Regions from separate parts of the Homo sapiens genome. Here regions 2 and 3 are each linked to region 1. Evidence: chromatin contacts called from ENCODE Hi-C data. All regions are on one chromosome and are shown on one strand. Each heading gives the region's core, a stretch centred on a gene start or an enhancer-like site at or near the end of the contact. The rest is flanking DNA. Distances are from core to core; before and after follow the strand shown.

Region 1 (3,692 bases), core at 822-3,321:
GATAAAAAATACTCTTCCTTCTTTGTCATGATCATGAAGCTCATATTATCAAATATAATGATATATTACCTTGGAGATAAAATTTGACTGATTGGCTGAAATTTTCGAGTAAATTTATTTCAACTTCTGAAACAATCATTCCATTTAAGGTCTGAAATATTCTTCTAGAGCAGTGCATCTCAAACTTTAATCTGCAGATTAATCACCTGGAGATCTTGTTAAAGTGCAGATTCAGGATGAGAGCTGTGGCTCACGCCTGTAATCCCAGCACTTTGGGAAGCTGAGGCAGGTGGATCACTTGAGGTCAGGAGTCTGAGACCGGCCTGGCCAACGTGGTAAAACCCCATCTCTACTAAAAATACAAAAATTTATCTGGGTGTGGTGGTGCATGCCTGTAATCTCAGCTGCTCAGAAGGCTAAGGCAGGAGAATCTTTTGAACTCGGGAGGCAGAAGTTGCAGTGAGCAGAGATTGCACCACTGCACTCCAACCTGGGTGACAAAGCAAGACTCTGTCTCAAAAAAAAAAAAAAAAAATTGCAGATTCAGTGGAACCGGGGTGCAGATGGAGGTTTTGCAGTCCCAGCCAGCTCCAAGTGATGCTGGTGCTGCTGGCCTAGGACCACATTTGGAGCAGGAAGACTCTAGAGTTGTAGAAAAAGTATTCATAGGCCACCTATGTGATTGCATTTCATTTAATTCATGCCAAGTAATAAACTCATTCTATGCGAAAGCCAGCAAAAGAGAAAACTAAGCCATTCAACAAATAAGAAGAGAAATTAATAGGTCTTTTAGAGTCCGAATAAGAAAAGTCAATGGAGAAAATAGAACTTCATTTTCAAAAGATTTAAAAAGAAATAATCTCATAGTCTGTTAACATATTATATAAGGAAATAAAGAAATACATTAGGAATGAGAAGGGTAAGAAGAAATGTTACCTTTTATTAGAGCAGTAGTTCTTAAATTCTCAAATTTAGCATGCATCAGAATCATCTTAAAACACAGACAACCGGCCAGGCGCAGTGAATCACGCCTGTAATCCCAGCGCTTTGGGAGGCTGAGGCAGGCAGATCACCTGAGGTCAGGAGTTCGACATCACCCTGACCAACATGGAGAAACCCCATCTCTACTAAAAATACAAAATTAGCTGGGTGTGGTGGCACATGTCTATAATCCCAGCTACTCGGGAGGTTGAGGCAGAAGAATGGCTTGAACCCAGGATGTGGAGATTGCGGTGAGCCAAGATCATGCCATTGCACTCCAGCCTGGTCAACAAGAGCGAAACTCCAGCTCCAAACAAACAAACAAACAAACAAAAAACACTGACAATGATTCTGTGGTCTGGGACAGCCTGATGATTTGCATTTCTTACAAGTTCCCAGGTAATGCTGTTGCCCCTGGGCAGGGAACAGAGCTTGGAGAAACTGCATTAAGAGACTGGGGAAACTGCATTCAGAGACTGACAGATGACACGAAAAAATCACTATATTCTACCTCAGTCTCTATAAGACTGTGGGGCAGCCCTATAATAGAAGAAAGAGAAATGAACCAAAATAAGAGAAACAGTTAAAATCCATTCGAGGTCCCAACAACTTGAACTATATACACTTAAGAACATGTTCAGAGTAATTTCAGGATCATCAGCTATCATTTTCAAGATTTTTTGAAGGGTAAATGATTTGACCGAAGCAGGAATGGAACAACTTGGTTTCTTTTTCTAAATGGAAAAAGGAGTGACCCTGAAAAACCCTGGGCTTCTAAGTTTAACTTCGCTACATAGGAAGTTAGGGGGAAAAGACTGAGGAAATAATCACAAAATCTATTGTCAAGGCCTTGAAAAGAACAGGGCATTGAGTAATAACGAGGATGGCTTTCCAAAGAAAACGTGCTTTCCTACTGTTTTAGATTTGAAAAGGATCTTAGAATCACATGAGCCAGGCAGCTTATTTTAAAGATAAGAAAACTAATGTACAAAGAGATTTTTGTCCTCAAGGTCATACAGCTCGTTGGCAGCAAATATAGGCGAGGATCCAGTCTCCTGGGCCATTCACTGCCCTCACCATCCTGAAGCAGCTGTGGGTTCTGACGATTTCCACTGGTAGCCTCAGCTGCACCTAGGTCTTGAGCTAGTCTGATGAGGACAGGCTGCATATTGGGAGTCCCTGTGTGCATCATGGTGAGGTCAGCTGAGGCCCGGCATCCAAAGACCTCATCACCAGCCTTATGCCATATGCCACAACAGCCATCCAGACTCTTCTGGTTATCTGGGACAGAGGTGGCAGAGAGGCAGCTGGCTGTCCTGGGAAAGGCCTGCATCTAACTGTGCTGACTTTAACCAGACTGTTCACTCTGTTTGTGTAATTGGCTCATCAGTACCCCAGGGAAAAATCATCTAAAGTGTACGTTCATTCAGCCCAAAAAAGTAAGTGCCTACTATGCCTAAGGAGGCTCTGCAGTGAACAATGTGGAGCTTCAATCGGAAATAGATCTCTTTATCCCCACATGCTGAGTGGGTACATGGCTCATCAGACTGAGGCAGGGGAATAAGGGTCTGGAGCCAGGGAACCTAAGGCCCTTTCACACTGACTTCCTGGAACTAAATTGAAAGGAAAACCCTAACTTTCCATGCCTAAGTAACATAAGGACCAGAGGCTACTTCCCTTGCAAACCCTCACCTTTTCTGTGTGGCAGATGGGAAATTGAAAGTACTTCTGATTGGTTGCTTTTTGCAAGCAATCAGATGTTTGCATAGGAGTGTAACTTTGTAACTTTACTTCTGCCTCTGATTGGTTGGGGAAAGCAACCAATTGTGAGCCAAGTCTTCCTTTGCATAGAAGTGCAACTTTGTAACTTCACTTTAGCCTCTGATTGTTTGCTTTCCACAACCAATCAGACCGATTGGCACACTTCATTTACATGGGGTGAACACCAAGTGGCCAATGGAAGACCTCTAAGGGGGTATTTGGACCTGAGAAGATTCTGTATCCTGGGCCCTTGAATGGCTGCTCAGCCTGCTCCCACCCTGTGGAGTGTACTTTTGTTTTCAATCTCTGCTTTTGTTGCTTCATTCTTTCCTTGCTTTGTTTATGCATTTTGCCTAATTCATTGTTCAAAACACCAAGAACCTGGACACCCTCTATGGGTAACAAGATGATTGTACATTGCTGTGTCATCAAATGGGCACTCCAGACTCGTGGAACAGCATGAGTCTGTTCCATGCTTAGCATAGCACTTAGCATAGCCTTGGCAAACAGTGTACAACACAAAGAATGTTAGAGCCCTTCAAGGCTCTTACCTTCAGTTTTCAGGTGTGGAAATTATAGTGCAGAGAGGTGAAACAGCATAAAAGTAACAGCTTTTTGGTGAAGAGCTTGGACTGCACTCTGATGTTCTGGCTCATAACTCAGATTTTTCTACTTGACTGCATACTATGAAGACAGATCATATTAATATAAATTAAAGGCCTTCATATTACTGTCAAAGGGAAGGGAGAAAAGGTTTGGAATATGCGTGTTGGTCTCTCTGTTCTGTGAATAACAGGGGTTCTTCATAGCAAGCACAATTTCTCAACCAGCACATCGGAATCACCTGGAACCCTAAGATAACACCGATGCAAGGAATCCACCCAAGAGATTTGAATTCAATTATTTTGGGGTACAGCCTGAGCACCAGGGGCTTTAAAAGATTCCAGATG
Region 2 (3,692 bases), core at 752-3,251, 57 kb before region 1:
TGATTAAAAGTATAATAAAAGAGTAAATCCCAATGTAATATTTATCCAGCCAGAATTTTCAGTGTGGAAAAAAAAAATCTGAACCCATCCCATCTCCCAATTGGTGCAATCACATCTTAATAAAGGACATATTTTAAACGTAGGCTGTTAAAAAACAGTGAACAAAACCAGAAAGAGAACTTCAAAACTCCCCCCAAATGCCTCCAAAACACAGACTCCATAGACTAGAAGCTCAATGAAACTTAGTATAGGCCCTGCCCTCTCCTCTCCAGGTCTCTGTTAGGTCTCTGCCCCATTGATGGCAGAGCAGCTGTTGTCCTCTGAGAGGGCCAAATTCAGTCCACTGCACATAGAACAATAATTGTAAATTCCCCGTGAGCACACTAAAGACTCAGCCTCACAAGTAATCAAAAACCAGATTAAAAGGAGAATGATTTTTCTTGTCTATCAAATTAGCAACAAGTAGATGCTTAACTGATTTTGCTTCTACGCTTGCCGCCTGTGGTCTCACCCGCACGTAGCAGCCTGAGTGATCCTGATGAAACCCCAGACACGCGGAGTCTCTCTCCTGATTAGGACCTTCCAGGGCCTCCTTCCCCACTAAGAATCAGGCCCGCTATCACCTGCCACCCCCTGGCTGCTGTTCCAAGAGCCTGCTCACCTCCTTGCTGTCTCTCTCCGCTCACTCTAACCCCACTGCTAGTCCCTTGACATTATGGAGTGAGCTGATCTTAAGCCCCTTATATTCGTTCTTCCTGCTGCCTGGAACGCTGTTTCCTTGGGTCTCTACGAGGCTTCCTGTCATTCTGCTCCAGCTCAGGTGTCAATTTCCTGTCTCAACTGAATAGAGAGCATCCCATCCAAAATAGCATCCCCCTGCCCTCCAGCCCCTCCCCTGCTCTCTTCTCTGCACAGGTCTTAACCATTGCACGATGTTACAGTGCATATTCATTTATTTATTTTTGCCTGTGAAGTGCCTTGAAGACAGGAAATCTTTTTTGTTGTTGCTCGTGGCTGGATCTCAAGTGTACAGAACCGTACCAAGCACACAGTAAATACGTGCTGATGATGGAAAGGATTTAAATGGCATGACCTGGTGTCACCAAGGCTATTCTCCACGTGTTCCCTTTCAAGGACCGTGGGGAGAGATGTTGGTACAATCACGATGGGAAATAATCTGGCAATGTTACCAAATGCCTCTAACATGTTTCTATCCTTGGACTCAGTTTACCACTTTTAGAAATTTTAGAAATTTACACTCGAGATCAGCAATATGGGCAAAGATTTACATAGAAAGATATTTATATTAGAGTGGTATTTTCAACAGCAAAAATGAGAAATGATGGGAATAAATAGTAATAGCAATAATGATATAGAATAGCTACTATTGATGGAGCAGTTCTGAAGTGTTGGGTAAGATGCTAAGTGCTTTAAACATTCTAAGAACCAGTTATTTGCAATTTAAAATGAAGACACTGAGGCAACTTGCCCGAGTCATCACCTGGTAAATTTTATAAAAAGTTAGAAATCAAGTTCTTGCTTCTCAGCCTGAGCTAAGAAATAAACAAATAGCAAGGCCAACATCACTTGTTGAGGACTTTGACAGAATCATCAAACAAGGCAAGCATTTTGCCTTACTCCGGGGGAGGGAGGTCAAAGGTATTGTTGAGCACCCAGGGTCACAGTTGTTCCTTCTGATCCAAACAACCCTAGATCCCCTGTGCCAGGCACAGGAAACTTTATCCCTTCGGTTCTCTGAAACTCTGTGCATGGAGCCAGCACGAGGACTTTTGCAAACATTTATCACTGACCTTTAAGAGGTCCACATTAAGCAAACAAACTCTTTCCTCTGCCCCACCCTCTCTTCTTCCTATTGTTGCCAGGGTCTATGGTTTCCTCTTGAATCTCTGAGCTATCCTCCATGGAGTCTCACTCATTTCCTGTCCGGGGAGCCTTGGCATCTGATCTGCAGGCGGCAGGCGCAGGAGCCAGCAGCCCCAGGGGCTGTTTCTCCTTCCTCATTGTCTTCGGGGAAACCGCAGGGCTGTTCTCCTCCCCTTCTGCCCAAAGGCCACCGTCACGAGAACCCAGCCCTCTGGTAGGAGGCCATCTGGCCCTGCCACCAGACCTGTTGATGGGTTGGCAACCGTCCCTTCCTCCTGTCTCCCCACTGCACCCCTCCACGCCTCCGCTCCACAAGAGGAAACTCTTAGCATCCCAGATGCTTGCAGCTTCGCCTGACTCCTCCAGTCCTCGGCTCCATATGGTCTGGATTCACTCTTTGAAATGGCTCAGCCTCTAATTCCCCATATTCTGTTCATGTGCTCATTTTAAGACTGTGTCCCATTGCCATGCTTGCTGCTGCTACATTTTAAATTGTTTTAATTTAAAGCTGATGCTGCTGGGCTAATTAATGCAACCGCTGCTAACCACGTGCACACATACATACTCGGAGGGCTGTGTGTGTGTGTGTGTGTGTGTGTGTGTGTGTGTGTGTGTGTTGAAGGGAAAGTTCCCTTCACATGGTTTCTTCTTGTCCCCAGAAATCTGAAAATCTCTTTGTCTTGGTACTTGTCCCAGCAACATCACTCTCTTCCTCTTTCTTTGGCCTATTCTTAGAATAAGGATATTTTGCAAAAAGAATAGGGGTATTTTGCAAAAAGCCACGGCCTCCTACCGTGCCAATTCTTGGAACAGCTACAAGAAACAAGACCCTCTTAGCCCAATTAGGGGAGTCAAACTGACCCAACTGCATACTTTCCTAAAGTTGACTGTGAACATTTCCGTCAGCATCGTTCCGATGTCTTTCCCTGCCTCTTTCTGGCTCTTTCCCTCCTACCTACCTTCAAACAGCCAAAGACCCCCGATTGCAAGGAAGGGTTATAGACCCTTTCTCCATTGCCTGCCTCCCGTGTCAATTCCTTCTTCCAGTCTTTCTGGGGGGGAAAAGGAACAATATGGTTAGTTCATTCAAGTATTCATAGTTGTTGGCCAATAGTAATATCAGGCAATAATCCTATCATTTAGTATTTTATTAAAATAGCAACAATATCTTAACCCAAAGGATTTATTAATACAGGGATGTCAAAATGATAGGAAAATATTTTTATATAAAAATTTTATATATCACCTCTCAGTTTGGTTTGTTTTTTGGCCTCTCTCCTATGACACCAGACTTCCGGGCAATCCTTGGCTCTGACCTTGGCACCTGGAAACAGCATGAATGTCCTTGAAGTTGGAGCCTTGAAGCTACTCAGGACTGCTCCACTCACCATAGAACTTTTTTTTTTTGAGACAGAGTGTTGTTCTGTTGCCCAGGCTGGAGTGTAGTGGTGTGATCTCAGCTCACTGCAACCTCTGCCTCCTGGGTTCAAGCAATTCTCCTGCCTCAGCCTCCAGAGTAGCTGGGACTACAGGTGCCTGCCACCACGCCCAGCTAATTTTTGTTTTTGTTTTTTTTTTAGTAGAAACAGAGTTTAACCATATTGGCCTGGCTGGTCTCAAACTCCTGGCTTCAAGCAATCTGTCTCCCTCAGCTTCCCAAAGTGCTAGAATTACAGGCATGAGCCACTGCACCCGGCCTGCTCCACTCACCATGTAACGTTTTCTGGTAGCACAAATGTTCAAGTGAACAATCTGGAAGATCAGATGAGAACCTAAATATGGATTATTTTCCAGAAGTGAGAATCAAA
Region 3 (3,692 bases), core at 834-3,333, 53 kb after region 1:
CAAACTAAAAAGAAGCATTAGAGAAGTAGAGAGAAAACCAAGAGAGAACAATATCATGAAATCCAAGAGAAGAAAGCTTCTGAAATGACAGGGTGGTCAACAGCCTAAAACTCTTTGAAGAATCCAGGATCTAAAAGTGTGAGATCTTAGAAAGCACCTGGTCTCACTCCTCCAATGCATTTATTAGGAAATGAAGACCAAGAGACGGGAAGAGGGTGCCTGCCCACAATCACACTGTCAATGAGGAGGGAGCTGACTAGCAGGCAGATGCCCTGACGCCCTGCTGCGCAGCTTCGGCTTTATCCAGTTGCACTTTTGGTTTGATTGAACCCAGATTTCGCAGAGGGAAGTAGTGGGAGATAAGCCTTAGAAAGGTAGGTCAGGGCCAGGCAGCAAAATTGCTAAACTAGGGGGCTTAAATGTTATTCGGAGGAACGGGGTACTCACTAAAGAGCTTTGAGCAGGAAAGTTATTCTAATCACAGAGATATTTGGGGAAATTTTAGGTGGGAGTTTTCAGGGGTATTGTTAATATTTTGCTCAGATAAGTCACAAATTAAGCAATTATGTGAACCCCTCCCCCCAAATAATTGTGAGTTGTAGTGACTAAAACTCCTTAATTATATTATAAATTAATAACCAATAAATAAGAAAAAACTCAAAAATGAAGTCACCTATTGCTTAGGTTCATGAGATCATCTTAAAATGATCTAGAAATAAAATGAAAAGTCCTGTGAGATTTGGAACCACCCTAGGTATCATGTCCAGCTGTGGGGAGGGGGTTGGGGGTGGGTCTGAGTACACTGCAGCCTCAGGTATCCACGCTTTCATAACTCTATTAGGACCAATGATTAAGGCCATATGAGGACGTATTATTTTATGTGATTTCTCCTTCTTCCTCTTTTTCCCCTGTACATATACATTTGTTAAAAAGGAGAATAAAAAATGATCCCTATACCTTTGGAAGAATGCCTTGGGAGAGATGCCCATGCCAGGGACCAGCTTTCTCTGAGTTGCCAATCCTATTGCCAAAGGCCTTCCAACCAGAGTGACTCTATCTTGAGCAGGGGCTAGGCAAAATGAGGCTGAGTCCTACTCAGGTGCATTCCGAGGAGGTCAGGCATTCTAAGTCACAGGAAGAGACAGAAGGTCAGCACAAGATACAGGTCACAAAGACCTTGCTGTAAAACAGGTTGCAATAAAGAAGTCCGTCAAAATCCACCAAAAACAAGGTAGCGATGAAAGTGACCTCTGGTAGTCCTCGTTGCTTATTATATGCTAATTATAATGTATTAGCTGCTAAAAGACACCCCCACCAGCACCATGACAGTTTACAAATGCCATGGCAACATCAGGAAGTTACCCTATACGGTCTAAAAGCTGGAGGACCCCTCAGTTTCAAGGAAATCCCCACCCGTTTCTCAGAAAACTCATGAATGATCCACCCCTTGTTTAGCATATAATCAAGAAATAACCATAAAAATAGGCAGCCGGCAGCCCTCGGGGCTGCTCTGCCTACGGAATAGCCATTCTTTTGTTTCTTTACTTTTCTAATAAACTTGCTTTCACTTTATTCTATAGACTCACCCTGAATTTTTTCTTGCACGAGATCCAAGAACCCTCTCTTGGGGTCTGGATCAGGATCCCTTTCCGGTACCACTGTGACCTGGCTGCACACGGTCCCCCTGAAGCCACAGGTTGAGCTATGTCAGGCCCCAAAGACACAGGGGCCCCAGCGCTTCATCCTCTCTCTTTCCCCTCAGAGCTTCAAAACTTTGAGGTTCTCAAACGCCTAGATAATGGTTTGCCTCATAGGTGACAGTACACTGGTAGGTAGAAATTGACCTGACCCTACTGAAACCCCAAAGTCCCATGAGCCCTGAAGTCTGATTCGGTGGTTCATTGCAAAGACTAACATCAAGCGAGGGAACACAGGAAAATGTCACAAACAGTGCTTGAAATTGATTTGAGGGTCAGAGCAACCTGAACTTCTGACCCTGACTTTTAACCTCCTCACATCTTGCTCTCCGTCTCTGCTGTTACGATGATAGTGCACACTCTGTGCAGAAAAGACGGCTCCACTTTACACGTACCCAGGCAGAATACTACAGTGGGCCTGTTGCCGGGCAACCACAGCTAGAACACTTTGTTTCCGGAGCATTTTGAGAATGATTACACTTGCGGGGTTGGGTTGGGTTGGTTGGGGTTTTTATTATTATTATTATTATTATTCTTTCTTTCTTTCCTGTGGTACCTATTCCTGGATGTTGTAAATATTCATCTGAGTTTTGCATAGATGAGGGGAAGACGTTATTTAAATGAGATTGGGAGGGTAATTTGCTCGGGTGCATCACTACCCTCTTTTATGTTTTGCAGGCACCCTGCTGCAGAAGGAGAGAAAGCGCTTTTGTGACCATTATTGACTTAGATGACAATGCTATGCTGGCTTGTTTCAGTTACATAGAACAATGGGAGCAGAAAAAAGACACTTTAGCGAAGGCATTTAGTAAATTGTTAGTAAATGGGGAAGATACAAAAGCCCCAGCTAAGTCATCAGGCACATTTCCTTGCTAACGTGGCTGCAGTTACTCTCCTGGCTCCCTCTAAACCCCACTCAGAGAGGAACGCTTCCTCTTCCTCTTGTTAAGTGACATCAACACATTGAAATACAGCTCTTGGCTAAACTCCGCGAGCTGACTTTGAAAGGTAACGGGAAGAAACATTTCCTTTCAAAAGGAATCTGGCAGCCTTTGAGCCTTTGAAACACACCCATTTCAGATGAGTCTGAGTTGGGCAGGAATTGCAAGTACTTCCAAAATCATCCGTGTCAATATTTCCCCCACCCCTGGAATATTAATATGTACACACACCCACACACTCCCCTTGAGATGTGTTTATTTCACAATTCACAAATGGTGAAGAGACCTTTTCTGAATTTTTTTCTTAGGGACTTGGGAAGCCAGCATGAAAATTGTGATTCTTCCAAATGCTTTCCCATATGCCTTAAATGCCCCCATTAAAGTTAATTTTCTCAGTCCACACGTGTTCTCTGTGTCTTGGTGACCACCTCCCTGCCTCCCTTAAGGTAACCTTTTCTTGAGGCTTGCTATGTCCTGTCTTGGTTATGACTTGGTCAGGAGCCTGGGCACCTTATGGCAGAATTCAGGGCCCCAGCCAAATACAGCAGTTGTTTACAGGGCACAGTCAGTGAGGGACTCGATCTCTTCACTCTCACGGAGATGTCTATGGATAGAAAATTCGCCTCTGGGCCATCGACAGTTTGAGCCCCAAAGCTGTTGGGCTTTTCAGTCCAGAGTGCATTTACGAAGCTCTCCCATCTAAAGGATCCCCATCCTGGTGATACAGAAGTGCTGGGGAGAGAAGAGCATGGTCCCTTTAAATGATACCGAAGTGGAAAGGGGAGTGCTGGGTAGAGGAGGGCGTGGTCCCCGGTTAGGGCTCCACCCCCAAGGGCCTAGATGAGGACAGGCAGTCCTGTCTTCTCGCCCAAATGTTGCAATTTCCAAGACTACCCTGGCCCGCCACACCCCCATCCTGGCCCTATACCCTAGCAGGCAGACACAAGTAGCTGGACATCGTGAGGAACACATCGCCGGAAGAAGACACAAGTGGCTGGACGTCGAGAAGGGCACGTTAGCAGAAGAGCACACGGACAGACACCGACAAGCCGGC

What was found. Hi-C counts contacts between places; a loop is a spot of excess contacts on that map. Pooled maps may share reads with other maps.
Region 2: a loop to region 1 is called in a map of heart left ventricle, with 2.6 times the contacts of the local background. The contact joins two enhancer-like sites. A Hi-C loop is called at or near these places in 3 of 168 maps with a recorded cell type or tissue (heart left ventricle and heart right ventricle) and 2 of 50 pooled maps.
Region 3: a loop to region 1 is called in a pooled map, with 2.8 times the contacts of the local background. The contact joins the promoter of LINC00838 here to the enhancer-like site in region 1. A Hi-C loop is called at or near these places in 4 of 50 pooled maps.

The regions. Positions count from the first base shown.
Region 1 is chr10:33,717,365-33,721,056 of GRCh38, forward strand. No RefSeq gene overlaps it. Among named protein-coding and RNA genes, the nearest start is that of LINC00838, 53 kb to the right of the region's middle. Within about 2 kb of position 2,072, at least 3 of the 41 ENCODE cell types and tissues checked have a DNase peak (open chromatin) inside an H3K27ac peak, as active enhancers do.
Region 2 is chr10:33,659,955-33,663,646 of GRCh38, forward strand. No RefSeq gene overlaps it. Among named protein-coding and RNA genes, the nearest start is that of LINC02628, 61 kb to the left of the region's middle. RefSeq lists an enhancer at 2,077-2,577. Within about 2 kb of position 2,002, at least 16 of the 41 ENCODE cell types and tissues checked have a DNase peak (open chromatin) inside an H3K27ac peak, as active enhancers do.
Region 3 is chr10:33,770,597-33,774,288 of GRCh38, forward strand. LINC00838 (long intergenic non-protein coding RNA 838) reads right to left here and starts at 2,084. Exons shown (of 3, transcript NR_038932.1): 1 at 1,587-2,084. RefSeq lists enhancers at 2,023-2,746, 2,747-3,470.